Linked DNA regions of Homo sapiens: region 2 is linked to region 1. The links are chromatin loops, found by intact Hi-C in ENCODE. Cell type or tissue: ovary. All regions are shown on one strand. Each heading gives the region's core, and the rest is flanking DNA. Links, peaks and the distances in the headings are about the cores only. Region 1 overlaps EPOP (elongin BC and polycomb repressive complex 2 associated protein). Region 2 holds the start of SRCIN1 (SRC kinase signaling inhibitor 1).

Region 1 (14,755 bases), core at 6,299-14,298:
CTTGTTGGTAAATGCAATTCCGATTAGGGAGGCCTGGAGTGGGGCCTAAGAGTCTGCATTACTAGCAAGACTCAGGTGATGCCAGTGCTGCTGGCCTCCCGGCCCCCATAAAGTGGCGAGGGACTACAAGGAGCTAGAGCAACACGGAGCTCCCTTTGGCTCAGGCGAACACAGGACCCACAAGAGTCCAGAGTGGGATCAGAGGCTGAGCCCAAAGGCGTCTGGCCTAAGGGGAGGTCCACGGTGCTGATCAAGATGGTGTCTGTCCACAGTGTCCAGCCTGTCATGGAATTAGAACTATAGGACACCTAACTTGGCCCAAACCAACACAGAACCCAGCCCAGGGTGTCAGGGAGCCTGTAGCAGCCCACACTGAGACAGGGCTCACAGGGCCTGGAGTGACATGGAGCCTGGTGGGGTGGGACTGAATGATAGGGCGCCCATGTTGCTTCAGGAAATCACAGAGCCCACAGGGATTAGACTGAAGTGGTGCCCGTTTTGGTCCAGAGTGACATGGAACCCACAGTGGCCACAGGGGTCTGGACTGACTTGGAACTCAGAAAGGACTAACAGAGGTGATGGCCACATTTGCTCAGGGTGACATAGAGCTCATCAGGACTTGGACCAACTGGACCAACCAGGCACCCAACACAGAGCCCCAGACATGACAGGGGGCTCTCCGTGCAAACTCCAGGTTGCAGAAGACAGGAAGGGAGGGTCCGGAGGAGGCTGGGAGAGGAGAGGAGCAGGTGCCGGGGAGCAAGGCTGCTCTGTGGCTGCTGTGAGCCTGCCTGCCGTGGGCTGAGTGCTACTTGGCTGGGCCCCAGAGAGGAGGTGCTGCTGCTGCAAGGCTCAGATGGAGGAGGAAGTGGGAAGCTGGAGGCAGGGTGGGCGCGAGGCTGGGGTGGGGAGAGCACTTCCTCCCCCAAAGAGGCTTGGCACGGGGGCTGGCCCACTGCCCATGTGGATCCTGGCATTTACACTCCCCGCTCCCATTATACACAGGCGATGCGGTGGGTTATGGGTCTGGGACTTACGGACCTCAGATCAAGGAGCATTCAGCGCTGGGGGAACAGACAAACCGATGTCTCCCTGAATGGAGCACTCAGGGTCCAGAGGAGGAAGGGTTCTCCCTCCTGGCACTGGAGGTCCTTTTGATGCAGCCAGGTCCCTAGGCAGAGTGCCCTGGCCCTATTGTGTCCTTGCCCAGAGGAATGCAGAAAACAATGCAGGCTGCCCCTTCCCACATCCCTGGCAAGATCTAGAAATAGGTGCCCACACCTTCGTCTTAACTAAACCCAGCCCTCCCTCCCGCTTCTGGTCAGATGCCTCTCAGTCCTTGTCCCTACCAAGGGGAGAAGCCCCTCAGAGGCTACCTGCAGCTTCTCTTTATGCCAAGGTTAATGTAGAGGAGGAAGGGATGGAGGGAGGGGCATTACTATGAATTTATTTTTTGAGACAAGGTCTTGCTGTCTCACCCAGACCAAAGTGCATCAGCACAATCATAGCTCACTGCAGCCTTGATCTCTTGGGCTCAAGCAATCCTCCCCGTTCAGCCTCCTGAGTAGCTGAGCTGGGACTACAAGCACAAGCCACCACACCTAGCCAATTTTTAAAAATTTTTTGGGCCAGGCGCGGTGGCTTACGCCTGTAATCCCAGCACTTTGGGAGGCCGAGGCGGGCAGATCACAAGGTCAGGAAATCGAGACCATCCTGGCTAACACGATGAAACCCTGTCTCTACTAAAAATACAAAAAATTAGCCGGGTGTGGTGGCGGGCGCCTGTAGTCCCAGCTGCTGGGGAGGCTGAGGCAGGAGAATGGCGTGAACCCGGGAGGCGGAGCTTGCAGTGAGCCGAGATCCCGCCACTGCACTCCAGCCTGGGTGACAGAGCGAGACTCCATCTCAAAAAAAAAAAAAAATTGTTTACAGAGTCTCCCTATGTTTCCCAGGCTGGTCTCGAACTCCTGGCCTCAAGCAATCCTCCCACCTCTGCCTCCCAAAGTGCTAGAATTACAGGAGTGAGCCACTGCACCTGGCCAATTTGAATGGGGAGCTGGATGACGCTCCCCATCCAGCCTGGTACTGCTGAAGAATCCAACCCTAACTCCACTCCTGCCCACACATCTCCAGGCTGACCTAGTTTCTGTTTCAAGGCAGGGGGGACACATGTTACACACTCCTAGACACAGAGCTGTGCAGAGCCAAGAGATGCACACGCATGCACGTGGGATAGACGAATGCAGGAGATCGCACACTCGAGGCCGGTGCACACACATGCATATCCAGAGACTCCTTCCTGACTCACGAACAAACCCAAGGACCCCCTCCAGCAGACACACAGACAGAGCTCCCTGTTCACAGGGCCACACAGACACACATGGACCTCATAAGCCATAGGCGTGATTCCCCACAGGGGTTCCCTACTCTCTATCCAGCTCCTGCTCCCAGGTCCCCACTCTCTGGGGCACAAAAACAGCAAAGGCAGTCCTGCTGCCACACTACCAGGGCCATGGGATCAAGGATCACCGCAACCCTGGGAATGGATCCCCAGTCTCCCCTCTTCTCTCCATAAGCTCCTGTCTTTTGGAACTGCAGTGCTTATTTCCCCAGGACAAGTCTCTCTGTGGGAGGGACCAAGGGTGGAGGACACTTCACTTCCCTACTTCCCTTCTGGTTTTTTTGTTTGTTTTGAGACTGTCGCCCAGGCTGGATTGCAGTGGAGTGATCTCAGCTCACTGCAACCTCCGCCTCCTGGGTTAAGCGATTCTCCTGCCTCAGCCTTCCGAGTAGCTGGGACTATAGGAGTGCATCACCACGCCTGGCTACTTTTTGTATTTTTAATAGAGGCGGGGTTTTGCCATGTTGGCCAGGCTGTTCTCAAACTCCTGACCTCAGGTGATCCACCCACCTCGGCCTCTCAAAGTGATGGAATTACAGGCTTGAGCCACTGCACCCGGCCTTTTTTTTTTTTTTTTGAGATGGAGTCTCTCTGCCGCCCAGGCTGGAGTGCAGTGGCGCGATCTTGGCTCATTGTAACCTCTGCCTCCCGGATTCAAGTGATTCTCCCTCAGCCTCCCAAGTAGCTGGGATTACAGGTGCCCACCACCACCCCTGGCTAATTTTTGTATTTTTAGTAGAGATGGGGTTTCACTACGTTGGCCAGACTGGTCTTGAACTCCTGACCTCATGATCCACCCGCTTCGGCCTCCCAAAGTGTTTTTTTGTTTGTTTGTTTTTCTTTTTTTTTGAGATAAGTTCTCACTCTGTCACCCAGGCTGCGGTGCAGTGGTGCGATCATAGCTCACTACGGCCTCAAACTCCTGGGCTAAAGTGATCCTCTTGTCTCAGCCTCCTGAGTAGCTGGGACAATAGGCACATGCCACTGTGCCTGGCTAATTTTTTAATATATTTATTTATTTACTTTTATTTTTGGAGACAGGGTTTCGCTCTGTCTCTCTGGGTGGAGTGTGGTGGGGCAATCACAGCTCACTGAAGCCCTGACCTCCCAGGCTCAAGCAATCCTCTCACCTCAGACTCCCAAGCATCTGAGACTACAGGTATGCGTCACCACACCCGGCTAATTGCTTATTTTTTGTAGATAGGGGGACTCACTATATTGCCCAGGCTGGTCTCAAACTCCTGGCCTCAAGCAATCCTCCCTCCTTGGCCTCCCAGAATGCTGGGATTATAGGTGTGAGCCACTACACTCAGCCCCTCTTCTTCTTATTTTTGTTTTTTGTTTTTTGAGACGGAGTCTCGCCCTGTATCTAGGCTAGAGGGCAATGGCACAATCTCAGCTCACTGCAACCTCTGTCTCCTGGGTTCAAGCGATTCTCCTGCCTCAGCCTCCCAAGTAGCTGGGACTACAGGCACCTGCCACCGTGCCCAGCTAATTTTTTTTTATTTTTAGTAGAGATGGGGTTTCACCATGTTGGCCAGGCTGGTCTCAAACTCCTGACCTCAAGTGATCCACTCGCCTCGGCCTCCCAAAGTGCTGGGATTACAGGTGTGAGCCACCGTGCCCAGCCTGTCTCCAGGCTCTTGTGTCAGGTGTGTGTGCATGTGTGTTCATGTGTGCGTGCACGTGCGTGTGTGTGTGCATGTGCATAGGAGCAGGAGTCTGAGCCCGTTTGGGAACACGCTTGTCCATCCCTGTCCACCTGAGCTCTGGAGCCCAGCACCTGCCCTCCACAGAGGCCTTCCTCTCTTCTTTCCGGTGTCCCCAACCCCTCCCTCTCTCCTAACGCACTGTAATCGTGCTGGATCCTGGGTTCGTTCTAGAGCCTTCCTCATCTCTGCCCTTCCTCATCCAAGTTCCTCAAAAGAGATGCATGGGCTGGATCTGCTTCTTTCCCTCCCGTTTCATCCCTACTCCCCAGGAAGATCTCACTAGAGTCACTGGTGCCATCCTGCTTGCCAAGGCCAGTGGACCTTCCTCATCCTGTATCTGATCTTGTTTTTTTTTTTAAGACAGGATCTCACTCTGCCACCCAGGCTGGAGTGCAGTGGTGCAATCACTGCTCACTTCAACCTCCACCTCCCCAGGCTCAAGTGATCCTCCCACCTTGGCCTCTTAAGTAGCTGGGACTATGGCTTGCGCCACCACACCAGCTAATTTTTGTATTTTTAGTAGAGACGGGGTTTCACCATGTTGCCCAGGCTGGTCTCAAACTCCTGACCTCAAGTGCTCCACCCGCCTTGGCCTCCCAAAGTGCTGGGATTACAGGCATGATCCACCATGCCCGGCTCTATCCCATCTTTGTGTGACATTCCACCCTGTTTTCCTCCTTTCTTGATACTCTCCTCCTTTGATTATTGGATGAGTTAGGGTAAGTTGTGTTCGTTAGGCCAATATTTTATTTTATTATGTTTTAATTTTCCATTGTATTAATTTGGCTAATTATTTTTTCATTAGGTTAATTCTCTGTATTATTTGGGCTATGCTAAACTGTTTAGCTTAGTCTAAGTTGTACTGGTTAGGCTAAACTCCTAGAACAAAGAGATCCAAAAAAAGATGATGGCTTGAAGAATGTAAAATTTGCTTCTTTCCTGTGTTGCAGGTGAACACTCCAGGTCAGCCGGGAGCTCTCACAGCCATTCGGGGACCAGGCTCCTTCCATGTGCTGCTGTGCTGCCCCCTAGGGCCCTGCCAGTGACTCAGGACCGAAGCTGAGTGACTGCCATGCCGGGTTCCAGCCAGCAGGAAGGGCAAGGGAGTGTGGGGCGGGCAGGCCCAGGGTCTTAAAGCCCAGGCTGGGAGAGGCACACACCCCTTCCCCTTCGCAGCCCAGTGGTGGGAATTAAATCACATAGTCATACCTGACCGCAAAGGGGCTGGGAAATGTGCCTACCCAGTTGGCACAGGGAGCTCAGATTTGGGTGGACAATGAGCAGTGGTCACCAGAGCCCCCAGAGCCTCCCCCTCTCTCCCTCCTCTCCACCCTCTCTCTCCCCACTCTCTCCCTGGCCATTCCTCCCCAGCCCCCGCCTTTTTTTGTTGTTTTTTTTTTTTGAGACAAAGCCTCCCTCTTTTGCCCACCACAGGCTGGAGTGCAGTGGCATGATCATGGCTCACTGCTTCCTCGACCTCCTGGGCTCAAGTGATCCACCTCAACCTCCCACAAAGCTGGGACTACAGGCACGAACCACCATGCCCAGCTAATTTTTTTTTTTTTTTTAATTTTTAGTAGAGACAAAATCTGACTATGTTGACCAGGCTGGTCTCAAACTCCTGGGCTCAAGTGATCCGTACTCCTTGCCCTCCCAAAGTGCTGGGATTACAGGCGTGAGCTGCCACGGCACTTGGCTCCCCTTTGTAAATGTGCCCCAGGGCTCTGTTCTTGGCCCTTTTCTCACCCCACATGCATGCCTTGGCCATTCCCGTCCAATCCTGTCTGATGCCCTAAAGCCTCCCTACCTCCAGCTCAGGCCTCTCTCAGCCACAAACCCACGCAGGCAACAGGGCCAAATCTGGGACTCAAGCCACACTCCTCCTCTGCCTCACCCCACATTCAATCTGTCACCAAAGCTGGTGAGTCTACCTTGTAAGGACCCCCTCACCGAGACTGTCCTCTCCTTCTCCCCGCCGACCCCGCCCCCGAATGGGTTCTCACAGCCTCCACCCCTGCCCCCCTGCCTCTACCCCCAGGGACTCCACACCAGCCTCCCATGAATCATGAAATGTGAGTATTCACCCTGCCTGTTCCTGAGCCCTCTTCTCTCACAGTCTGATTGGGTCACCCTTCAGGGGCTCCCTCTTGTCTTCAGAATCAACTCCTTACCCTAACATATAAGACCTTTTGTGATCTGACCTCGGTCTACTTCATCTCTTGTCACATGTACCCTGTGCTCCAGCCACTCAAATCTTGGCACTTTTGTGTGTGCTCTGCCCCAGTGCCTCCCGGCCTTCACTTCAGGGATTCCTATATCCTTGAAGACTCAATTCAGAGAGCTCCTTCTCTGAGAAGCCCCCTCTGATGCCCTGATGCTCTTCCCACATGCTCCACTGTTCCCTCAACCTCACCAGTCTCCACCTCTATGCCTGTCTTGTCCTGATTGCTCACTTACCTCTCTCCCCTGCTAGGTGGTGAGCTGTCGGAGAGCAATATGAGGTTTTAGTTATTTCTCATCTCCAGTCCTTAGCCCATTGTTGGAGACAGTTAACGCTTAACGCTTGAGAAATGTTAGCTCCTTTCTCTTCTCCTTTAAAACTGTGACACAAAGGCTGGGCACAGAAGCTCACGCCTGTAATCCCAGCACTTTGAGAGGCCAAAGCGGGTGGATCACTGGAGGTCAGGAGTTCGAGACCAGCCTGGTCAACATGGCAGAACCCCGTCTCTACTAAAAATACAAAAATTAGCCAGGCGTGATGGCTCACACCTGTAATTCCAGCTACTCGGGAGGCTGAGGCAGGAGAATTGCTTGAACCTGGGAGGCAGAGGTTGCAATGAGCTGAGATCACTCCACTGCACTCCAGCCTGGGCAACAGAGCGAGACTCTGTCTCAAACAAACAAACAACAACAATAAAAACTGTAACACGTAGCTTTATACATAAAACTAAAATCTGGAAACAGCCCAAACATCCATCAACAGGAAAACATATACATTGCAGAATATTCATTCAATCAAATACTACACGGTGATAAAATGAGTTAACTACAGCTTCATGCAACAGCATGAATGAATCCCATGCATAATGTTGAACAAAAGAAGCCAGACCCAAAAACGTACCTTCCATTCTTATGAGGGTCAAAAACAAGCCGAACGGATCTTCGGTGACAGAGGCCGGCATGGTGGTCATCTCCGGGTCAGGAGATCAACTGGGAGCAGGCCTCACACAGCCTCCCAAAGGCTGGAAGTGTTGCTTATCTAGGTCTGGGTGGCGATCACACAGGTAATGTACATGTGTAATGATCATCAAGCTGAAATTCTGGTGCATTTTAGAGTAGGTAACTTCCCTCTGTTTGTTTAAGTGCCATGATTTTGTAATAAATCATCGTGGAAGCCGGGTAGAGTGGCTCATGCCTGTAATCTCAGCACTTTGGGAGGCTGAGTCAGGAGGATCCCTTGAGATCAGAAGTTCAAGATCAGCCTGAGTAGCATAATGAGACCCCCATCTCTACAAAAAATAAACAGAGCTCACGCCTGTAATCCCAGCACTTTGGGAGGCCAAGGTGGGCGGATCACTTGAGGTCAGGAGTTCTAGACCAGTCTGGCCAACATGGCAAAACCCTGTCTCTACTAAAAAAATAGAAAAAAAAAAAATTAGCCAGGCATGGTGGTGCACGCCTATAGTCCCAGCTTCTCAGGAGGCTGAGGCAGGAGAATCGCTTAAGCCTGGGAGGTGGAGGTTGCAGTGAGCCAAGATTGTGCACTCCAGCCTGGGTGACAGAGCGAGATTCCATCTCAAAAAAAAAAAAAATTGGCCAGGCACGGTGGCTCACACCTGTAATCCCAGCCCTTTGGGAGGCTGAGGCGGGTGGATCACAAGGTCAGGAGTTCGAGACCAGCCTGGCCAACAGGGTTAAACCCCGCCTCTACTAAAAATACAAAAATTAGCCAGGCATGGTGGCAGGCACCTGTAATCCCAGCTACTCAGGAGGCTGAGGCAGGAGAATTGCTTGAACTCAGGAGGCAGAGGTTGCAGTGAGCCAAGATTGCACCACTGCACTCCAGCCTGGGCAACAGAGCAAGACTCCGTCTCAAAAAAAAAATTAAAAATAAACAGAATTAGCTGTGCATGGTGGCACGTGCCTGTGGTCACAGCTACTCGAGAGGGTGATATGGGAAGATCTCTTGAGCCTGGGAGATCAAGGCTGCGATGAGCCAAGATCGCACCACTGTACTCAGCCTGGGTGACAGAGTCAGAGCCTGTTTCAAAAAAAAAAAAAAAAAATCACCATGGATGGCAAGTCTGCGTCTGAGAGGCACTTTCTGTTACAGAGTCCCCTGATTTTAGGTGATGACACTGAGCCCCAGAGAGGGTAAAACACTCAACACTCAGCTTGAGTCGCTCAGCACATCTGTGGAGAGTCCACACCCTAAGGAGGGGACTGCATGTCCTGCTTTCCCCATGCCACTCTAGGGACCTTGGGGGCAGGCTCTGTGTCTTTGTGTCTCTGGAACAGAGCTCTGGGACCTCTACATATTGGTGGGGGCTACTCCCACCCCATAACAGGTTGCTGCTGGGTGGTGAAACATGGCAGCAGTGTGGTCATTTAGAGCACAAACTCAAAGGACACAATTCCGTAGCTGTATGGGCTTAACCTCTGTGAACCCCAGTTTTCTCATCTGCAAAATGGAGCTAATAGTACCACGGTTGGGCGCGGTGGCTCACACCCGTAATCCCAGCACATTGGGAGGCCAAGGTGGGCAGATCATTTGAGGTCAGGAGTTCGAGACCAGCCTGGCCAACATAGTGAAACCCCGTCTCTACTAAAAAATACAAAAATTAGCCAGGCATGGTGGCCCACGCCTGTAGTCCCAGCTACTAGGGAGGTTGAGGCATGAGAATCACTTGAACCCAGAAGGTGGAGGTTGCAGTGAGCCAAGATTGCGCCACGGCATTCCAGCTTGGGCAACAGAGTGAGACTCTGTCTCAAAAATAAATAAATAAATAAATAAATAAATAAATAAATAAATAAATAAATAATAGTACCTACCTCATGTTGTGTCCTGAGGATTACATGAGCAACTAAGCATAATATAACAAGGCCTGGTTCCAAGGAAATGCCATTACAGTGCTTGCTATGATAACCACTCAGGAGGAAACCTAGTCAGACAGACCAGAGCTACTTTGCTCCTCCACTGGCTGTGTGACCTCAGGCAAGTTAATTAACCTCTCTGAGTCCCATTTCCTCATCTGCTAAACAAATAGTACTTATCTATTGCTATGAAAGCAAAATAATGCCTGTAAAACACCTGACACCTGCTTAAGTTCCTTGTGTGCAGAGACCACGTCTTGCACATCGATCCCCCTCAGGGCTCTCACTCCATGGCCTGGGAGAATGAATCCCTTCCCCAGCCACCCTTCTCTGGCTCGCCATCCTCTTTCTGGTGCTAGCAGACAGCAGCATCTAGTGGACAAGCTCTGGAACTGCATTCTGGCCAAGGGTCACTCGCCAAGCTGCTGTGCAGTCATTTAAATGAGGCTTTTTAAAAATGCTTTAGACAAGGGTGGAGGGGTCAGGAGGAACGGAGGTGGGGTGAAATGCATTGGGCAAGTATTCATTAGGTGCCTGCTGTGTGCAAGGCACTGATCCAGGACCTTAAAAAATGAAGCAAGAGATACAAGATCACTGTAGAAGGACACAAGAAAAATCACAAATAATTATAACTTTGTCATCAATACCCTAACTTTTTATCTTAGAGAAAATGTGAACACAGCATAGGGGGACTTGGCACACTGGACAGTGTCTTCTCAGGAAGTGTTTTTTGTTTTTGTTTTTGAGACAGGGTCTCGTTTTGTCACCCAGGCTGGAGTGCAGTGGAGTGATCACAGCTCACTGCAGCCTTGATCTCCCTGAAGTGGCTGAGCAATCGTCCCACTTCAGCCTCCAGAGTAGTTGGGACTACAGGTGCACGCCACCACACCCAGCTTGTTTTTTGTTTTTGTTTGTTTGTTTGTTTTTGGTAGCATCAAGTTCTCCCTATGTTGTCCAGGCTGGCTCAAACTCCTGGGCTCAAGTGATTCTCCCCGCCTTGGCCTCCCAAAGTGCTGGGATTACAGACACAAGCTACCTTGCCAGCCTTCTCAGGAAGTTTTTACAATTGCAGGGGCGATTTTTTTTTGAAATGGTTGTTACATGTCAATGACTCTCAGTTAAGGCCAAGGCAATAAAATGAAAGCTTAGGTCAGGAAGGTTCTGCCTCGAGTCCCCTGACCCAGGTTCTCCATAGACAGAGGGGAGCGGGAGTGTCTGGCCCCAAAGCCGCACTCGCCCTCCACACTCCACAGTCCCTTCCTACCAGACACAGAAGAGTGAAGAGGGTCTAGAGGTGGCATGAAGCACATCTAACTGGGGGAATCAAAAAATACTTCATGGGAGAGATGACATTTTGCATTGGAGAATGAAGGTAAAGAAAGCAGGGAGGGGCATGCTGGGGGCGCTGGGGAAGGAAGTGCATTCCAGCCTAGTAGACCAGGTATACCTTCACTGGTATAAAGCGAAGTAATGGGAACCAAGTTGGTTGAGGGAGCTGGGGGTTAAGGCCAAATCACAGAGGGCTCCAAATGACAGGCCAAGGAGGCTGCATTTAATACTATCAGGGGACCCACTCAGTAAGAAGGTAAACTGATCTGAGGGCATCAGAGAAAAACCAGACACCCAGAAACTATTAATAGTTAGGTGGCTACTGTCATAGTCCAGCCTAGAGGTAGGGGACACTGCACCATGATGGAGTGGAGATTAGAGACAGAATTGTGAGATCCTTGGGAGGGGAGAAGCAGGGGGAGGCTTGGAAATAGATAGCTGTGGGTCAAATGGGAGGACCCAGCTGAGAATTCAAGGTGCTGAGTCCAGGGGAAGTAATGGGGAGAAAAGCAGAGCTGTAACCAGAATGTGGACTTGACCAGGGGGACTGCTGTGGGCAGGGAGCTGTGGGCAGGGACCAGGAGCTTGGTCTTTGACAGGGGCAAATGAGTTGCCATTGTCCCTGTGGAGATGCGGGACCAAGGCTCAGGAGGGGTGCTGGAGGGAGAGGAGGCAGGGACAGTCAAGTGGGAGTCATTTACCCATATAGGTGCAAGCTGATGACCTAGGGGAGGAAAACAGAATCCTGCGGGCAGATAGGGTGGAGGGCAGGCGCCACCGGACTTCATCGGACTTTGTCTTTTTAAAGCTTCTGGGGGAGGGGGGCAAGAGAAGGAGGAGATGGAAGAAGACAGAGGCGGGACCTTTGGGGACAGAGACCCTTGTGAGTGTCCAGCAGTGTCACAGGCTATGCAGAAGTCCAGGAGTGGTGGCAGGGAGGCAACTGTTGAATTTGAGGTTGGGGGCTCTCCTGGCTGACCTTGGCAAAAGCGGTTTCAGGGACAGAAGTCAGGCTGCAGAGGTCTAAGAGGTGAGAGGCAGAGGAGCTGGAGGCGGCTGATGCTCCCGGGAGGAGGGAGGAGACGGTAAGCAGGGCTGGGATAGGGGAAGGTGAGCGAGGGGTTACTCTGGGGGTCCTGCCAGACCCTGAAGAGGAGGGTAGAGACCCAGAGGCACATGGAGAGGAGACCCTCTGAGACCCTTTGAGACAGAAGGAAAACAGGTGATGCTGTAAGAGCTTAGAGACCCAGACAGAAATAAGACTATGACCACCACATCCCTGACAAACCAACGTGGTGGCCACCAGCCCTAGAGGACATGGGACTGGAGGAAGGGAGGGGTAGAAGCAGGGGCTGAAGACACCTGGGAGGGAGAGCAGACTTCCTCAGACCCTCTCGGGCTCCAGCGTATTGGCGTGGGAGAGGGAGTCCCAGATTCCCGGGAGCTCAGAGCCTAGGGAAAGCCAGGGGTCCCTTTCCCCTTTCCCCAGGCGGCTCCTGTTCGGAGAAACTTGTGGCCCTCGCTTGGAAGCACGCTTTTCCCTATTCCAACCCCAAATACTCAGTACCTGTTTGCTTCCCCCAGAAGTCTGGGCAAGTTTCTTTCTTTTCTGGGACTCAGTTTCTGGGGTGGGCTGAATGATGGAACCCAAAAAGATGTGTCCAGGTCCTAATCCCCAGCCCCCACTCCCCCAGAGCCTGTGAATATGACTTCATTTGGAAAAAGGGTCTTTGTAAATGTAACTTAATTAAAGATGTCAAGACGAGATCATCCTGGATTGTCTGGTGGGCCCTAAAGCCAATGACAAGTGTCCTTGTGACAGACAGGAGAGGGGAGGGCCATACCATGGGAGAATGGGAACTCTGCAGCCCCAAGTCAAGGAACACCTGGGGCCACAGAAGCTGGAAGAGGCACGGAGGGGGCCCTTCCCGAGAGCCTTCGGAGGGAGTTCGGCCCTGCAATGCCTTAGGTTTGGACCTCTGGTCCCAGTAAATGGAAGAGAAGAAATATCGGGGTTTGTTGTTGTTGTTTGAGATGGAGTCTCACTCTGTCGCCAGGCTGGAGTGCAGTGTGGTATGATCTCGGCTCACTGCAACCTCCGACTCCCGGGTTCAAGCGATTCTCCTGCCTCAGCCTCCAGACTAGCTGGTATTACAGGCATGCGCCACCAAGTCCAGCTAGTTTTTGTATTTTTAGTAGAGACAGGGTTTCACCATGTTGGCCAGGATGGTCTCGATCTCCTGACCTTGTGATCCACCCGCCTCGGCCTCCCAAAATGCTGGGATTACAGGCGTGAGCCACCTTACCCGGCCGCTTAAATATCTGTCTTTTAAGCCACCAAGTTTGTTATGATTTGTCATGGCAGCCCTGGAAACTAACGTAGTTCCCTATTCTGTAAAATAACTAGAATTAAATCTTATTTGGCCAAAAGGTGTGTTTTTTAACTCGCCACCCCGCCCCCTTCCAGGTTGAGTTGTAACCCTTTCACTTGCAGGGCGGGGGTGGGGGAGTGAGGGTGGGGGCAGGTGATGCAGGGAGGAAAGAACCTAAATTAACAGCATCTCCTCCTGCCCCGAAGAGGAGGAAAGTCCAAGAAGAGTATTTCATGCCCACCAGCCCTTCCTCCTTCACCCAGAGCTCACACCATCATCCCGTGCCCGGCTCCAGGCAGGCGGGTGGGGCAGACGCTGACCCGGAGCGCGTTACTAAAACCAAGGGGTCTTTGAAAATCAGGGAGTCTGCCTTTCCAGACTTCTGACAGCCCCCCTCTTCACAGCGATTCTCTCCCCACCCCTTGTGTCTTCTTCCTCCCGTTCTCCATTCTTGGGGGGCAAAATAAGATGGAGACTCCCGAAGCACAGGGTGGAAGGCACTCCCCCACCCCTTCTTCCTCCTCCTCCCACAACACAGCTGGAGGGGGAGGGGAGGTCAGCAGGGTTCACAGAGGCCAGATGTTAAGGAAAAAGAGAGAAGTGCCCACCCACCCCACCCCCACCCTCACCCCCAAGGAAAGAAAAATGAAAGGAGACAGTTTTTAAAACAAACAAAACTTTTATGGTCCAAAACAGTTTTTCTCAAGAATCTGCTCTATGCAAACAATAACAACTTTTTACAAAGCATTTTCACAGAAAAGGAGACAAGTCCTTCCCCAGCGTGGGAATTGTTCCTCTCGCACCTCGTTTTCGGGGGAAGAGGGGGCGCTATTCACTAGTGCGGGATGGAAGGCGCACTGGGTCCCTCAGTTGTTCGGCAGCTCCAAAAGCCCCAGCTTCCCTTCATACCTCAACTTGCCATCTCCCTAAGACCTAAGCTCCCCTGACCTCACCTGGGTGGAGGAGAAAGCACTTCCAATCCTCTCTGACTCAAGATCCTCCTAGCTGGAGGGCATGGCAGAGGGCATGATCCAGGCCTATCTCACCCCTCCCCTGGAAAACAGAACCTCTGACCCCAAACCTAATCCCCTGGCCCTGCCCCTTTCGGATCCATCAGATCTCTGACAACTCCCGCAATCCCTGAGGCTGGGGTGTTGCGGGGGGAAGCTTAAGGTACCTCAGCCCAGGTTCCATCCAGACTCAAACTTTGCCCCTTCAAACCCCAGGGGACTCTTGAAGTTAGGCCAAGAGTCCTTTCATTTACCACCTCTGCAAAGTGCAGCTTGTTTTGTTTCCACTCTTTAAGGGGGCTGAGTTTGGGTGTCCAAAGAATGGACTTGGGCCTGCCTTCCACCTCCACCCCCTCTCATCCATAAATCGGTGGAGGCCCTCGAAAGGCGACTTGTTTGGTCTGATTTTATTGATTTCTTCCACCTTCTATTACTTTCCCTGGGACAGTGTCTAGCCCCTTCCCCAGGCAAAGTAAGCACTTTCCAGGAGAGGAGGTCCCTCAGCCCTACCCGTCCTAAGGGAAGTAAGTTGGGGGAGGGGGCTGATTAATCAAGGTTGGGGGAAATCTTTCTCACCGGCCAGACCTTACACTCGGAAAGCAAACAAGGAAAAAACGGGAACTCCAAAACTGGACAAAAGGGAAAGGTCGGCGGCTGAGGCTGAAGATCTCACCAATTAAGGGTCACCTGCACTTGAGGGGGCCTAGAAAGGGGACAGGAAGGGGGTGATCTTCCTCTTACCCAAGTTCCCTCACCCATTAAAGGCTCCAGCGGTGCTTGGAGCGTTAGGGAAGGCCTGAGGGGAGCAAAGGGTTAAAGGCCTGGACAGTGGGGGTG
Region 2 (14,755 bases), core at 3,449-11,448, 61 kb before region 1:
GGCAGGGTGTCCCTGGGTGGCTGGGCCCAAGCCCAGTGCATGCGTGGGGCCCGAAGGGTGGGATGAGGGAACAGCAGCCTGGGTATGGGGGAAACAGCTCTTCTAGGAATCGCCCCTCCAAGTCCTCATCCTCTGCAAAATCCTAACTAAGTCTCAGGCTTAGACTTCTCTAAGGATTATTATCTTCTCTGGGTTCAGAGATGTCTGTCCCCTATCCCCTCATAATTGATTGTTTATTATCCCAACAATAAGTTGATTGTTTAGTATATGTCCGGCACTGTGCGGGATGTTTTCATCTGTTGTTTCATTTAATCTTCACAATTCCAGGATCAGAAACGAATCTGTCCCCTGGGACCATCCTTCCTTAAGACTAAGTCTAACCTTGATCTCTCTTGCTGCATTTCCTCTGGCCCAGTCCTCCTTGGTGGCATTTTTGTTCCTGTCTTCAGAGACTCTTCTCATGACTCAGTGGCCTACATGATCTTTTTCCAGGCTATCAACCTTTACCCAGCCCTGCCCCAGGACGGGGTAGATATGTAGGTAAAAGCGACCAAGGCATGCGAAGAGGCTCTGGGGGAGGTCCCCAAAAGGTCAGGCAGGGCTGTTGGAGGTACGGGCAGGACTAGGGTGGCAGGCTCTCCTCCCTCATAATGTCCATGACCCCTGCAGGGGGCCTGGGCCCCATCTTCTGTGTGGTAGCTAAGAGGGCCCAGAGAGGCAATGAATGACCTAGTCCTTCTCACTGACCATCTCTGAGGCCCAGGTTTCAGCACACACATCCCCAGAGCCCAGGGGAATGGGCAAAAGCAGGCAGGGGCACAAGGGCAGGACTTGCCATGGGTTGAGCCTGGGAGGTGAAGCCGGAGGAGGAGCTCTGACACCTGGCTAAGCTCCCGGCAGAGGGCTAGCAGGCCCTGGAGGGTGCACAGCCTCAAGCCCCTCTGCCGGCTGCAGTATCAGGCCTCCGTGGGGTTCTGCACACCCCATCCTAGCTAGCCACAGGCAACTTTGGTGAATTCACCCACCACTTGGCTTCTCTGTTTTGACCTTTTGGAGCAGAAGTGCTGAGGGCAGGGGTCCCCTCGACTACAGCCATCCCCCCAACCCTGCCCCCAGCATGGCTGGAACACAGGGGCCAGACTCACCTCCCCAGGGAATGCTCAAGCCCAGCTTTCACCCCTCTGGGAAATCGGAGCAGCAAAAGCATGGGCCAATGGGCAAGGGGAGTTGGAATGGTGGGTGGGACTCTGGGCCGGGTGTGGGCGGCACCCTCCCCCTTCAAGCAGGCACCATTAATATATGCAAAGCATATGCAAATCACCCAGAAGAGAGACACAACACCGCTGGAATGTCACAAGAAACCTTGGAGATCAGCCAGCCCACGCCCCCTCATTTCACAGGTGAGGAAAGAGGCCCGCGCTGGGATGGGACTTGCTCAAGGTCACGCAGACATCTGGGCACTGAGGAAGGATAAGAATGAGCTCTCTTGACTTAGTGCAGTGCTTTTTCCACCAGGGTCTTGTCTTTCTGCTGGGGGGTTTATAACATTGCAAAGGGGCCCCAGGGCGTGGATGGGGCTCCAGGCAGGCCCATCAGAGACATGGGTGGGAGATGGAGCTGAGAGGCTTCTTGGATGCCTCCCTTACCGCCTCTGCACCTGGAGATGGTCTGGTGGGTGTGAGGGGCAGTGCAAGGGCAGCATAGCACCTGGGGGGCCGCGCGGTTGGAGGGGCGGGAGGCTGGAGGTAGGCAAAGAGAAATATGAGGGGCAGGGCAGAAGAGCAGGGAACCTGGGGTGTTTGAGGCAGGGGAGGAAGAGCCCAATGTCAGGGCAAGGTGCCTGCTGTGGTGTGGGGAGGGGGATGGCGCCCTCAACACATACACACACACGCACACACACACACACGCTCGCGCGCACACACACACACACACACATCGCTAAGTGCTCTGCAGCCCTTCCTGGACTCTGACAATTATGGCACCTGACAGACCATAATAGTTAACCCAGGCCCATCCCTTCTGAGGCCACTTCCCCGCCCCCAGCTTGGCTTCTCAACCTTCCAGACAGTCCTCGAAAGCAGGGCCAGAGCTGGGGAAAGGAAGGGGAGGCAGACAATGGGAGGGGTGGTCAGAGGGAGGAAGGGGGAGGCAGAAGAAGAGACGAGGACAGGGTTAGAGAGAGAGACAGCAGGAAGGGCAGCGCAGGAGAAATTGACGAACAGGGAGCGGGAGGGGAGGAATGGGAAGACGGAAAGGCACAGAGGAGAGATGGGGGAGGGGCGAAGACTGAGGGCATCCAGGGGAGTGCTCTGGAGCCCAGGTATCGGGTAGAGGAACCCTGACCCCGAGGTTCTAGGCTGCTTGGCAGGAGTTGGGGACCATGCCCCTGCCCCTCTGCCCACCTCCCCCAGAAACTCCCCTGGCTGCCAGGAACTCAGTCCTCCCTCCTTCACTGCCTCCCTCCCTTCCTCCCTCGGGGCAGGCACTGCTTCCCAGCCAAATCCGAAGCCTTCATCTCCGCTACTCAGAGCTTGGAATGAAAGAAGGGGAAGCGAGTACAGCCCTCAAACCCGCTGACGGCCAGATTTTTATTATCTTTGCTCGAATGGGCCCTAGGAAGCCAGTGAGGGATTCTTCAAAGAGCATCTGAGTGCCTCATTGAAGCCTGCACCTGCACCAGCCCACCCACAGCAGGCAGCCAGGACTTGGGGGGCACAACCTGTCCCCCACCCCCCACAAATCCTAGAGTCCAGAGCCTCAGCTACCAGGAGACTCACCCTCAGCAGCTTGTGCCCAAGCAGGGGTCCCTAGGTCAGGAAACCAGGCTTAAAGCTAGACCTAAGTCTGCTGGGCCTCTGAGGCAGTCTGTGTCCCTCTCTGGGCCTCAAGGACATAAATGAAGAAAGAAAACAGATTTCCTTGCCAGGGCTTGGAGGAGATAAATGCTTGAGATTCCTCGAAAGAGCAGCTTTTATGGCAAGCCCTGGATCCTTCCCCTGAACTCCCTGCCTGCCCAGCACCCACAGGCCCCTTTGCAAGAGCACCCCCCACCACAGCTGCCTCTTCATGTGCCCCAGGCCTGCTACCCAGGATGACAGACGCCATGAACTGTTCTTCCTTGAGCCCCAAACTCAGCTCCCTCAGTTCAAATCCTCAACACTGTCTCCCTTCTTTCCCCAAAACCTAACCTGGGGTGGGGGTGGGGGCTCAACAAACTGGGTACTTCAAAGAGCCCAGCCGCCTCCCTCCTAAGCACTTCCAGGGCTGGGGTTTTGGCAGAGAATTCCAAGGTTGGCATAGGCAGATGGCAGCCATGCCACCCCCACCCTCTAGCTCTGACCACACTGTCGATGCCCACAGCCAAAGAAGGAATCAATGGTTCTAATTAAACCCTTTTTCCAGGGTGGGTCCCTGGCGAGAGAGAGGGAAGAGGGAGAGAGACAGGGAAGGGAGGGGGGAGAGGGGGAGAGAGAGAGAAAGAGAGAGAGAGAGCGCGAGAGTGCATCAGAGAGGCCCTGCATCCCAGTGCCCAACCCAGTATCCTGCACATCTTTAAGACGCCTGGAACCCAGCAGGGATGAGGCCACGAAGACCCCAGACCCTCCGCATTAGGCAAGGAGGCAAGTAGAGGGGCAGGGGAAAGCCTGGGGTGGGGGTAGCTCTTTGAGGGGTTCATTCGAGCGACCCTTCCCCTAGTGGAGCATCCCTCTCCACTCAGCACTCCCCGAGGACCACAGTTGCCTCTTCCAGATAGAGCTCCAGGGCACAGACAGTGGGAGCCAGAAGGGGGATTTGTGCCTCCATCCCAGCCTTGAGGGTCATCACAGAGAACCAGCCATCGTGGAAAGGGCAGAAGAAGCAGGAATTGTTGTGGGGGGACTGGACAAAGACCCTCTTGTCCCCAAGGCAGGGTGGCAGGAAGCCAGGGCAAAGCCTTTGCACTTGCTGCCAGTGGTGCCTGGGTGCCAGGCAGTCTGGGTGGGGACAGCGGGGTGGAGGGGGGGTGCATCTTATTCTTGGAAACCCTCCCCTTATGCCCAGAGCCCTCACCCCATCCCTTGCTTCTACCCCAGGCCACCAGCTAAGTCTCTGTCCCCAGCAACTCTCAGCTTGCCTGGAGCACTCCTTCCTGTGTGAATGTTCCTTCCCATGTCCCTGACACCTGTATGGAGTGGCCCATCACCAACCAGAACCAGCAAAACCCCTCAAATGCACCATAGCTGCTCCCCACATACAACCACACCAGAAACCACCACCATCACAGCTGCCACCAGTGGCGACAGCCTCACAATCTCCATCAAATGCATCATCAATTTTTAAAGATCAACAAGAGGGAAAGGGATGGGAATAAGAGAAACTGAGGCAAGGAATTAGACAGCAAAGCAGTTGGCTCAAGGTCACCCAGACCAAGATACCAAGAGTCGGGAAGAAGGTATCCTGACGACCCCCCAAAAGTGCTCAAACCCCACCCAAAGGAACATTCAGGCCCACAAACCTGGAAGTCTGGTCAGCTTCCCTCACTCCCAAGCCTCACCTGTTTCTCCCTTCCCCAAAACAGACAGCAGCTCCTCCATCTCCTTTTGAAAGGCTGCTGCCAGAAACCCCCACCCCCAGCTCGGGGAGCCCACTTTCCTTAAAGTTGGGGTGCTGCAGGACCTCCTTGTCCCACAACATTTGAGGAGGGGGGCTGGGAAGATCCCCCTCCTTGCATACTTCCCCGCGCCTGCTCACCTGGCTCCCCTCGGCCCCCAGGGTCCCTCGGTCCAGCCTCCTCCCTGGGAGAGCGGGCTCTGCCCTCCGCCGTCCTCTCCCACCAGGCCAGGGCAAAGCGCCGGAGGCACTGCCAGGGCTGCATGGGGACGCGTGGGGCTGGGGGACGAGCACCAGCAGCCGCACACGCCCCGCCGGGCCCTGACAGCTGAGCTGCGGAGGCACCCGGCCTGTCCCCTCTGCTTCCACCAGCATCCTGCTGCCCCCACCGACAGGACTCGGAGCTGGCCCGGGAGCTTCTGACGTAGCAGGGGGGTGCGTGGGAGGGGAGGGGGGGCCACGGTGCGTCCCCTTCCCAGCCCCACCCTCCACCCCTCAGCCGCCTGCCTTCCCTATCTTCTCACTCACCCTAGATGCCCTCCCCAGCTGGGGGCGCCCTCCCCTGCCCCCTGGCCTCTGCAGGGGGAGGGGTTAAGATCAAATAGCCCCTCCCTAAACCCCTCCCTCTCGTGGCCCTCCCTACCCGCTGGTAGAGCGGGGAGCTGGTCCCCAGTTTCTGCAACTGCTGCTGAGGCTCAGAGGTCTCCAGGGCTAGGGCCTCGAGGTGCGGGGAGGGGGGGTGTGTGGAATACAGGCTTGTATCCTGGCAACGCGGCCAACCCCAGAACGCACTCATCCCCTTCCCTCCCTGGAGGCTGGCGCAAAGGGCCCACCACCACCATCCTAGCCCGTGCACCCCATTCTGGGAGCTGGGGGAGGGAGGCCTTTGATGCACCCCTCACTTCTCCATCCCCTTCCCCTCCCCTGCATCCTCCACTTCCCCCACCTCGGAGGGACGCCCTTCTCCCCCCACCCTCCTCACCATCCATCCCCCTTCTTCTCCTCACCCCTCCCCCTTCCACACAAGCCCCTTTACAGTTGAACCCCTCTGGCCCCCACCCCGGGGCGTAGTGAGGCCCTCCCCACCCAGTCTCCTGCCTCGCCACCCTGCCCCCTTCTCTGGTCCCAGCACTCCTCTCGCCCGGGTCCTTCTCCCAAGCCCGGCGCACAGCGGTCCCCTGCCCCCACACACCTGCGCCCCAGCATCCCTCGCCCCGCCGGCCACCGCCTCCCCGGCCCGGCCGCCGCCCCCGCCCCCGGCCGAGGGGGAAAACACACAAAGAAAACAGAAATACCTTCCACTTAAGCATGGAGGCACATTAGGGAGGAGAGAGACAGGGACATGCCTTGGGACGGAGCGTTCCCCATCGGGCGGGGGCGCGGGGGGCGGGGGCCCCGGGCCGGCCTGCCTGGCGCTCGCCCTCTCGCCGCCTCGCGGGCTCCTCGCTCGGCCCCAGCCCCGGGGCGCGGTGCCAGGCGGGCGGGCCGGGGGCGCGGGCCCCGCCGGGGTGGACCAGCTGGGAGGGCGCCGGCGGCCGGGCGTGTGGGTGAGCGCGCGCGCGGGCGTGTCACCGAGTGTGCGAGAGCGAGTGTGTGTGTGTTTGAGTGTGTGTCTGCGCGCGCGCGGGCCGGCGCGGGTGTGTCACTGCGGGCGGGCGCGCGCGCGGCGCGGGCGCGCGCGTGTGGCCGGAACTTACAAAGGGCCGCCCGGGGCGGCGGGGGCGGGGGAGGGGAGGGGGCACTGCGCCTTCTCGCGCCCTCCAGCTTCACCGCGTGATCCCGCAGCGCGCGGCCGGGGCCGGGCGCGGGGCGCGCTCACTCTCTCCTTCCCGCGCCACCTGCTTCGTCCCACCCCAAGTAGTCTTCGCGCCACGATAGAGACAAATACATTGACCGAGGACCGGCTCGGAGGAGGCACCCGGGGAAGCGGGGACACTTGGAGGGTGGAGGACTCCTGGGTCTCCAAGCCCGGGCGCGCCTAGGGATGGAAAGGCTCTCGGGGCTGGGTGGGGAGGCGGGGCGGCGAGACTGGGGGCTCCCTTCAGCCAAGGTGACCGCGGAAACCAACAGCCGCCCCATGCTGGGAGCGCCCGGATCCTCCTCTGCTTCTGCCTCGCGACCCCTCACCCCAGCGCGCCTAGACGCGGCTCGGTCGGAGGGTCTGGGCTCCCCGGCGCCCCCTGCTGGGCCGCCGCCTCGCCCCCGCTCCGGGTTGCAGCCCCTCCTGCAGGCGTGCGCGGGAACTGCAGGCAGGTCCGCGCCCCTCCGGCCAGTGAGACCCCACCGTAGGACGCTCCAGCGACGGTCCCTGCTCACGCCTCGCTTGGCGGCGTCACTGCCGCCTCTACTTCAGCCCGCAGAGCACTAGCTCGGCTCCACCCTGCCGTCCCCCGCCCCTCCGCGTCCCACCTTCGTTGGCCTACCTGTTGGCTCCGCAGACTTCTCCAGCGCTGACCCGGACCCAGACCCAGACCCAGGCCCGCGCCGACACCTCGTGATTCCAGCGGCCCCCTCCCTCCCTCGCTCCGATGCTCTGGCCAGTCCCTTCTCTCTCAAGCTTTCTTGCGGAGGAGAAGGTGGGCTGAGTCCCCTGTCCCTTTTATTTACTTCTGGAGTTTCCAAAAGCAGTTTAGGTGAGCAAGAGAGTGGACACAGTACTTCTATTCACTGTGGGCCATCAGGCAGAGTGGCAGGCAGGCAGAGAGCCCAGGAGAGGAGACCCCACCCCAAGTGGCCCAAATGACAAACCGGTTTCCCCACTTCCTGGTCTACCCAGTTGCAACCTTAATCTGGGCTCTCCCAATTTCCTATCCACCCCCAGGCCTGCCCCTGAGCCAACCACATGCCCAGCTAGGGACAAGGTCCCAGATTCCCCTTAGAGATAAATAACCAATTGCAGTAACTCAGATGCCAGGGCCAGGACCAGAGGAGAGGCCCTTCCCAGCTCCAGTGGGACAGATCAGGAGGACAGCCAAGAGCTGTGTCCTGGACACACAGTCTGGGCACACGACCCCAGCGGCAGGCACCCTGACTTCTTCCCTCCTGGGCCAACTGCCTCTCCCTCTGCCAACTGGATGGTGCCCATCTTTTGGCCTCTGAGCGCACAGTGGGCATCCATCCAGTGCCCTGCCTGGCTGCCTGCCCAGGATGGGCATGGGAGGCAGCAGGCTCTGTGTGGGGGAGGCTCAGGGGAGGCAAGGGTAGCTTCCCCTCAGCACACGGACACCACCTCCCAAGCGGCTGGGAGCCCAGAGCTCTGGCACAGGTCGCTCCTCCGTTCAGATTCCTCACCCACTGACTGCACAGGACTCCTGCCCTTCACCTGCCCCCAACTCAGATTCCCCCCAAGGGACAAGATTTCTTCCCTCCCCCACTTTGTGCCTAAGGGGAAGAAAATTAGCAGGTGCTCTACCATAATCTCTAATTTTACCCTTTCGACAGCCTGATGGAAGTGAGCATTTTCAACCCCCTATCAGAGAGATATAGCCAATTGCCCAATGTAAGAGCAGCAAAGTTGAAATTCAAACCCACATCTGCCTTATGTCAAAGCTCCCTGCCTTTCTTCTATCACCATCATCTCATAACCCTGTGGGTCGCCACAGCAGGGACAACCCCTGGGACACAAAGTCTCATAACCATATAGTCGTTAGAAGAGAACTGAGATCAGGAATGTGGCTGAGAGTTAAGATGTATAGCCATGCCATAATCAGGAAGGAGACAGGGATCTGGTCCTATTGTGGAGAGAGTGACCTGAGGCATTACCTCTAGTTGACAATTGAAAAGATGCTTGTGCCATCATGTGGAGATTTGCCTGCCCAACCCCAGTGGCTTGGGGTGGGGTGGGAAAGGTTCTGTGATGCAGCCCCCAGGGATTGGAACAGTTCCAAAGGTGTCAGCAGAACGAAGCATCCATTTTTACCCGCCCTAAGGTGAGCTCGCTCATCATGAAGGCCACCTCCATAGTGAGGAGCTTAAATCAGATTTATGTAATATTTTTAATTTGTATAGCTCACCTTTTAATGATGAATCCTTAGCATTTCTGATCATCTTCATAGCTATCAGCTCATTTGAGACCCTTCTGCCCTCTCTTCCCCAAAGATGCTTTGTCCACACCCACCCTGCCCAGCTGACTCCATGGGTCTCCTGGAGGGGTGAGAAGGGATACAGCTCCCTGAATAGAACCCAAGGTCCCAAGGCTGAAAGTGGAGCCAGAGGACAGATGGCCTGGCATCATCGCCCCTCATTGACCCCAAGAAAAATACGTGCCTTTCCCTCCTCCCACCAGGTCTCAAAAGGAGGGGTTCCTGGTGGAGAGAGAAGGCTGGGGACACCATCTCCACTGATCAGGGCAAAAGCAACACAGGTATTACTTCAGCTGAGAGATGAGAATTGCTCCTGTAAGCTGGCATGGTGCCCAGGCACAACCAATTTGCCAGCTGCCTCCACCTGAGATGCCTCAGGTGCCGCCCCGCCCCCGCTCTCATTCCTCAACAGGTAACTTCCCTCTGGTCCTCCTCTCCTGTGCCTCTGGCAGTGTATTTGGTGGGGAGGGGGCAGCTGGCATGTTTGGGGCTTGGAACAGCAGATCCTAACCACTCACCTTGCCTCCCCAAACATCCCACCCAGCCCTCACCTGTTCCTGGGAGCTTGCGAGAGAGAGGTTATGGGGGTGCACCCTAGAGGAGAGAATTCTCAGCCCTGCCTCTCCTTCCCCAAGATGCAATAGGAACAGGGGTTGCATCTGGACAAACATCTGGGCAGGCAAAGGGAGATGGGCCTTGGGGTGGGCAGAGAAGGGCATCTGGGCCTCTAGGAGAAGGCACAGGGAAAAGGTGACGTGGAAATAATGGCTGGGACACCCCAAACTGGTCACTCTGCTGCTTTGGAGCACCCCCAGCCCAGTATCCTTGAGAAAGCCCCCGGTCCATGGGGCTGTTGTCTGGCCAGGCATTTCATGAGACCCCAAGGAACCATCCACATTCCACTAAGGGTGGCCTGCAGACAGTGAGGGCCTGGGGACCTGGTCCTATTCTGGGTCAAGTAACCAGGGGCAGTGACCTAGCACCTGGGGCACAAGAGGGGTGGGGGAGGAGCCAAGGAGGAGGAGGGTGCTTCCCGCTGCCCCAGGCCTGCTTCTGGGGCTTTCTGAACACAGCCTGGTCTCCCAGAGCCCCTAAGCCTCCCTTCTCACATTCCTCACCCTCCTGCTCCTCCTCCCACTCCATAGGAGAGGAGTGAGTGGCAGTAAATTTCTAAAGACCCTCCCCGCTTCCCTGCTTGTTATTGTAATGAATGCTAATGATGCTCCCTAACTGATGCCCTCATTAGCACATCAAACCCGCTTTCTGAAGAATGGAGACAGAAAGTGGAGGCAGGTTCTCTGGGGTCGGAGCCGTAGCCAGCCTCCTCCAGAGAACCTTATCCCGTTGCTTCTGGCAGGGAGGGACCAGCGTAGGGGCTTGGAGTGAAAAGCCGAGGTGTTCCCCTCCCAGTGGGAATTTCCTGAGCACAAGGCTGTCTTCCCTGTCAGATGGCAAGGGTTCCATCTGTCCCATCAGACTGGGAGCTCCTTGAGTCAGGCACCTTGCCCCCCTCATTAAGCCAGGGCTCCCCCTGTGGTAGGGCAGTGGCTCTGAAAGTAATTGGAAAAGCCCAGTTGCCTGGAGGGCATGTTAAACCAGCGATTGCTCCCCTCCCCTCAAGGTCTCAGATTCAACAGATTTGAGGAGGGGCCTGAGAATTCGCATTTCTTTTTTCTTTTCTTTTCTCTTTTTTTTTGAGATAGAATCTCACTCTGTCACCCAGGCTGGAGTTCAGTGGCTCGATCTCGGCTCACTGCAACCTCTGCCTCCCGGGCTGAAGCGATTCTCCTGCCTCAGTCTCCCGAGTAGCTGGGATTATAGGCACCCACCACAATGCCCAGCTAATTTTTGTATTTTTAGTAGAGACCGGGTTTCACCATGTTGGCCAGGCTGGTCTCGAACTCCTGACCTCAGGTGATCCACCCGCCTCAGCATCCCAAAGTGCTGGGATTATAGGCGTGAGCCACCGTGCCCGGCCCCACCCTGACAATTCTTTTTTTTTTTTTGAGATGGAGTTTCACTTTTGTTGCCCAAACTGGAGACCGGAACTGGATCCCTGATCCCCTGCTGTGTGCCAGGTCCATGCTCGGTGCTGCTGATGCCAGTGGATCTCCTTTCTCTGTAGGAGGGGAGAATAACCGCAAGGGAGAGGGTTCCTAGCACCCACCTCACTCTGGGTGACCTCCCAGGGCCTAAGTGGGGAGAGGGGCTTGTGGCTACAGTCCATAAGCATGCCTGCAGCTCCCCACCTCCTCCCTTCCCACTTGGTCCCTTAGGCATAAGAATTGTCGGGATGGGGCCGGATGCGGTGCTCACCCCTGTAATCCCAGCACTTTGGGAAGCCCAGGCAGGCGGATCACCTGAGGTCAGAAGTTCGAGACCAGACCGGCTAATATGGTGAAACCCTGTTTCTACTAAAAATACAAAAAATTAGTTGGGCATGGTGTCAGGTGCCTGTAATCCCAACTACTTGGGAGGCTGAGGCAGGAGAATCACTTGAACCTGGGAGGCAGAGGTTGCAGTGAGCTGAGATCGCGCCATTGCACTCCAGCTTGGGCAACAAAAGTGAAACTCCATCTCAAAAAAAAAAAAAAAAAGGAATTGTCGGGGTGGGGCCGGGCGAGGTGGCTCATGCTAGGCGAGGTGGCTCACGCTGTAATCCCAGCACTTTGGGAGGCCAAGGCAGGTGGATCACCTGAGGTCAGGAGTTGAGACCAGCCTGGTCAACATGGAGAAACGCCATCTCTACTAAAAATACAAATATTAGCCGGGCGTGGTGGCACGCGCCTGTAAGCCTAGCTACTCGGGAGGCTGAGGCACGAGAATCACTTGAACTCAGGAGGCGGAGGTTACAGTGAGCCGAGATCACACCACTGCACTCCAGCCTGGGTGACAGAGCAAGACTTTTTCTCAAAAAACAAACAAACAAAAAAGAATTGCCCGGGTGGGTGGGTGAGTGAACTGCAACCTTAGTGCTCTAGTTGGGGGAGGAGGGAGACAGGAGACTGGAGCTGGAGTGAAGAGATGGAGGGTGAGGGGAGGGGGCAAACAGAATTGGGATGAAGAGAAGATGAGAGGTGGAGAAAAACAGAAGAAAAGGGAAGAAGAGGGGAAGCAGGAGGGAGGGAGGGGAGGAAAGAGAGAAGAAGAGAGGGAGGGATGTATGGAGAGATGGAAAGAGTGAAAGAAGGCCTTTGACAGGGAAAGGGAAAAGACAAGAAAGATGAGGCCAGGGCAGGGAGGAGGAGAAGGAAGGTACAGTCTGTATCTGTCCTTAACAGGACATATTATGAGCCACTGAGGCCCAGGTAGACCACAAGCCCAACTCCTGCAGGGCCACACCCAGCTTGACTTTAAGGCTCTAGATTTCACCATCTGATTCACATGTCTTGGGGAAAAAAATGGAAGACTCCTTCCACCTCCAGCTAGCTGCCTTCCCAGGCCTGCCAACCAGCCTTAGAAGACTGTGGTAGAAGGTGCAGGGCATGGAGCCGGTACTATCCTGATCCGTTTTACCCCTGCTAGCACCTAGTAACCATCTCCTTGCCTTCCAAGGTTATAGCAATCCCCTAGTTAATGATGAAAGTAGGAAGAACTCTCGTGCATTGCTGATGGGAATGTGAAATGGTTCAGCAGCTATGGAAAGCAGTTTGGCAGTTCTTTAAACATAGAATGACCCTATGATCCAACAGCCCAAATGTCCTTCAGTGGATGAATGGATACACAAATTGTGGTATATCCATACAATGGAATACTATTCATCCATAAAAAGGAATGAAGTACTAATACATGCTTCAACATGGATGAACCTCAAAAACATCATGCTGGCTGGGCACCGTGGCTCAGGCCTGTAATCCCAGTGCTATGAGAGGCCAAGGCAGGATAATTCCTTGAGGCCAGGCGTTCGAGGCCAGCCTGGGCAATGTAGCAAGCCCCTATCTTTACAAAAAAATCCCCAGTCCCCACCAAAATATCATGTTAAGTGAAAGAAGCCAGTCATTAAAAGTCATATATTGTGTGATTCCATTTATATGAAATATTCAGAATAGGTAAATCCACAGAGATTTGCCTGGAGAGACGGGAGAACAGGGAGCAACTGTTAATGGGTATGAGGTTTCCATTTGGGATGATGAAAACGTGCTGGAACTATATAGAGTTGATGGTTGCACAGTATTATGAAAGCACTAAATGCCACTGAGTTGTTCACTTTATAATGGTTAGTTTTATTAATATACTATGCAAATCTCGCCTCAGAAAACAAAGTAATAATGAAAGTAGGAGTCTGCCAGGGAATTCAATGAGTAGAACCATCTGAAAAGTTCAGCTTATCTTCTTTGGAACAAAAGAGCTTGTGCCCACATGAGTCACAGCCTTTCCCGGTGTGCTGGAACACTGGGCACTGCTCTGAGGACTCTCAGAGGATGCTCGTAGGACCTTGAGATGTTTTCTGGCCCCAGGCTGCTCCCCGAAGCCTCTTCCTCTGCCTAGCCCTCACTCCATGGGGGCCTCCCTTTCAGGTTCCTGCCTCCCAAGCAGGTGGCAGACAGTTGATCTGTGCTTCGCATCTTCAGCTAACATCGTGCCATCTGCCCCAGTGGCAGGTCCACCCCTCTCTGATCCTTTGCTCCGAACATAGCCTTCAAAGCCCTCTAGTTTTCTTTACCACAATTTTTTTTTTTTTTTTAGTAAGTGCAGTGATGCGATCTTGGCTCACTGCAACCTCTGCCTCCCGAGTTCAAGTGATTCTCCTGCCTCAGCCTCCTGAGTAACTGGGATTACAGGCACGTGCCACCACGCCCGGCTAATTTTTGTATTTTTAGTAGAGATGGGGTTTCACCACGTTGGCCAGGCTGGTCTTGAACTCCTGACCTCAAGTGATCTGCCCACTTCGACCTCCCAAAGTGCTGGGAGTACAGGCCTACCACAGATTGTTTTCATCACCCCTTAAGTGAACCTCCTGCTCTCTGGAATCTCACATTCCCCACAGCACTCTCCCCACATGCCAGGCCCTGGGCTGCCTGCTCAGGGTGCAGCAGAGTGGGGAGGAGTTCCAGGGTGAATCAGGCTGTTCACTGCTCCTCCCTGCTCCAAAGCTTCCTATAGCCCCTTCTGCTCAAAGATCTTCCATGGCTCCCCATTCTCACACCAAGGGATTATAGGAACCTGAACCCTTTGAGGTCCTAACAAGAATTTTGCATTCTCTGTAAATAAATAAATGTGCCCATGTACAAGAAATGAGTGGGCCTCTTTGACCTCTGCAGCCCATCCAAGGACCTCTAAGGCAGAGCTACTCAAAGTGTGGTCCATAGACCAGTGCCAGCCACTGGTTCACAAGAATACAGAAATGGAGAGTAAGCACTGAGAAACCTTTATAGCGATTGCCTGTACATCTAGGCACATGACCACTTTTACTGTATTTTACAAAAATATGGGTATGCAATCAATTGGAAATTTTTTTAAAAGGCGGGGGTAGTCCTTCATTACAGAGTTTGAGAAACACTACCCTAAGGACCCTTTCACTGCTGACCTACTCAATAAATTCAGGCTGGCATTCCAGGCCCTCCACGACCCCATCCTCTAATCTTTCCAGCCTTATTTCTGGCTACCTCCCACAACACACACACACCCACACACACACACACACAATCTTCCCTTCACACTCCATGTCTTTGCCTATACTGTTCCCCTCCCCCATGGGGTTGTCCTTTCCTTCCTCTGCACCTGTTGACACCTGATTCTGGCCTCAAAGCCCAGCTCAAATTCCATTTCCTCAGTAAAGCCTTTCCAAATTCCACCCCCTTCCTTCCTTACACACATAAGCAAACACACAAACATATTCTAGCTGAACTTTGCACTCCCCTGGGCTTTCCTAACACCCATGTAGCTTTCTTTGTGGCCGTCTGTCTCTTCCTAGCCAAGGCAGAGCTGTGGTCCTCTCTGCCGGTGCCTCCTGGCCTCTCCCGCTCTGGGATGTCCAGCACCTCGCTGCATGGATTCTGGGCATTGCTATCCTGATTTGTACCCCACTCCCCTGGCCTCTCCTGTGGTTGCTCCTTTGTGTCCACCCATCTTCTGTGCTGGCC

What was found. Peaks named below come from ENCODE experiments on the same cell type or tissue, not always from the same donor. Only the 100,000 strongest peaks of a DNase experiment are listed, where the experiment ranks them.
Region 2: it touches region 1 in a loop (6-fold over the local background); 25 of 110 quality-filtered maps call a loop at or near these places.

The regions. Positions count from the first base shown.
Region 1 is chr17:38,658,136-38,672,890 of GRCh38, forward strand. It overlaps EPOP (elongin BC and polycomb repressive complex 2 associated protein), which reads right to left. Exons shown (of 1, transcript NM_001130677.2): 1 at 13,568-14,755. Among named protein-coding and RNA genes, the nearest start is that of EPOP, 9.4 kb to the right of the region's middle. RefSeq lists enhancers at 571-1,070, 9,421-9,715 and a silencer at 13,661-13,955. In ovary, for the core only: a CTCF peak has its summit at 9,588 (motif pointing left); a DNase peak (open chromatin) is centred at 9,584.
Region 2 is chr17:38,599,748-38,614,502 of GRCh38, forward strand. SRCIN1 (SRC kinase signaling inhibitor 1) reads right to left here and starts at 6,205. Exons shown (of 19, transcript NM_025248.3): 1 at 5,937-6,205. The coding sequence starts at 5,958. RefSeq lists a silencer at 469-763 and enhancers at 7,065-7,666, 7,667-8,267, 9,411-10,081. In ovary, for the core only: a CTCF peak has its summit at 6,787 (motif pointing left); a DNase peak (open chromatin) is centred at 6,230; H3K4me3 peaks cover 1,045 bases; H3K27me3 peaks cover 323 bases.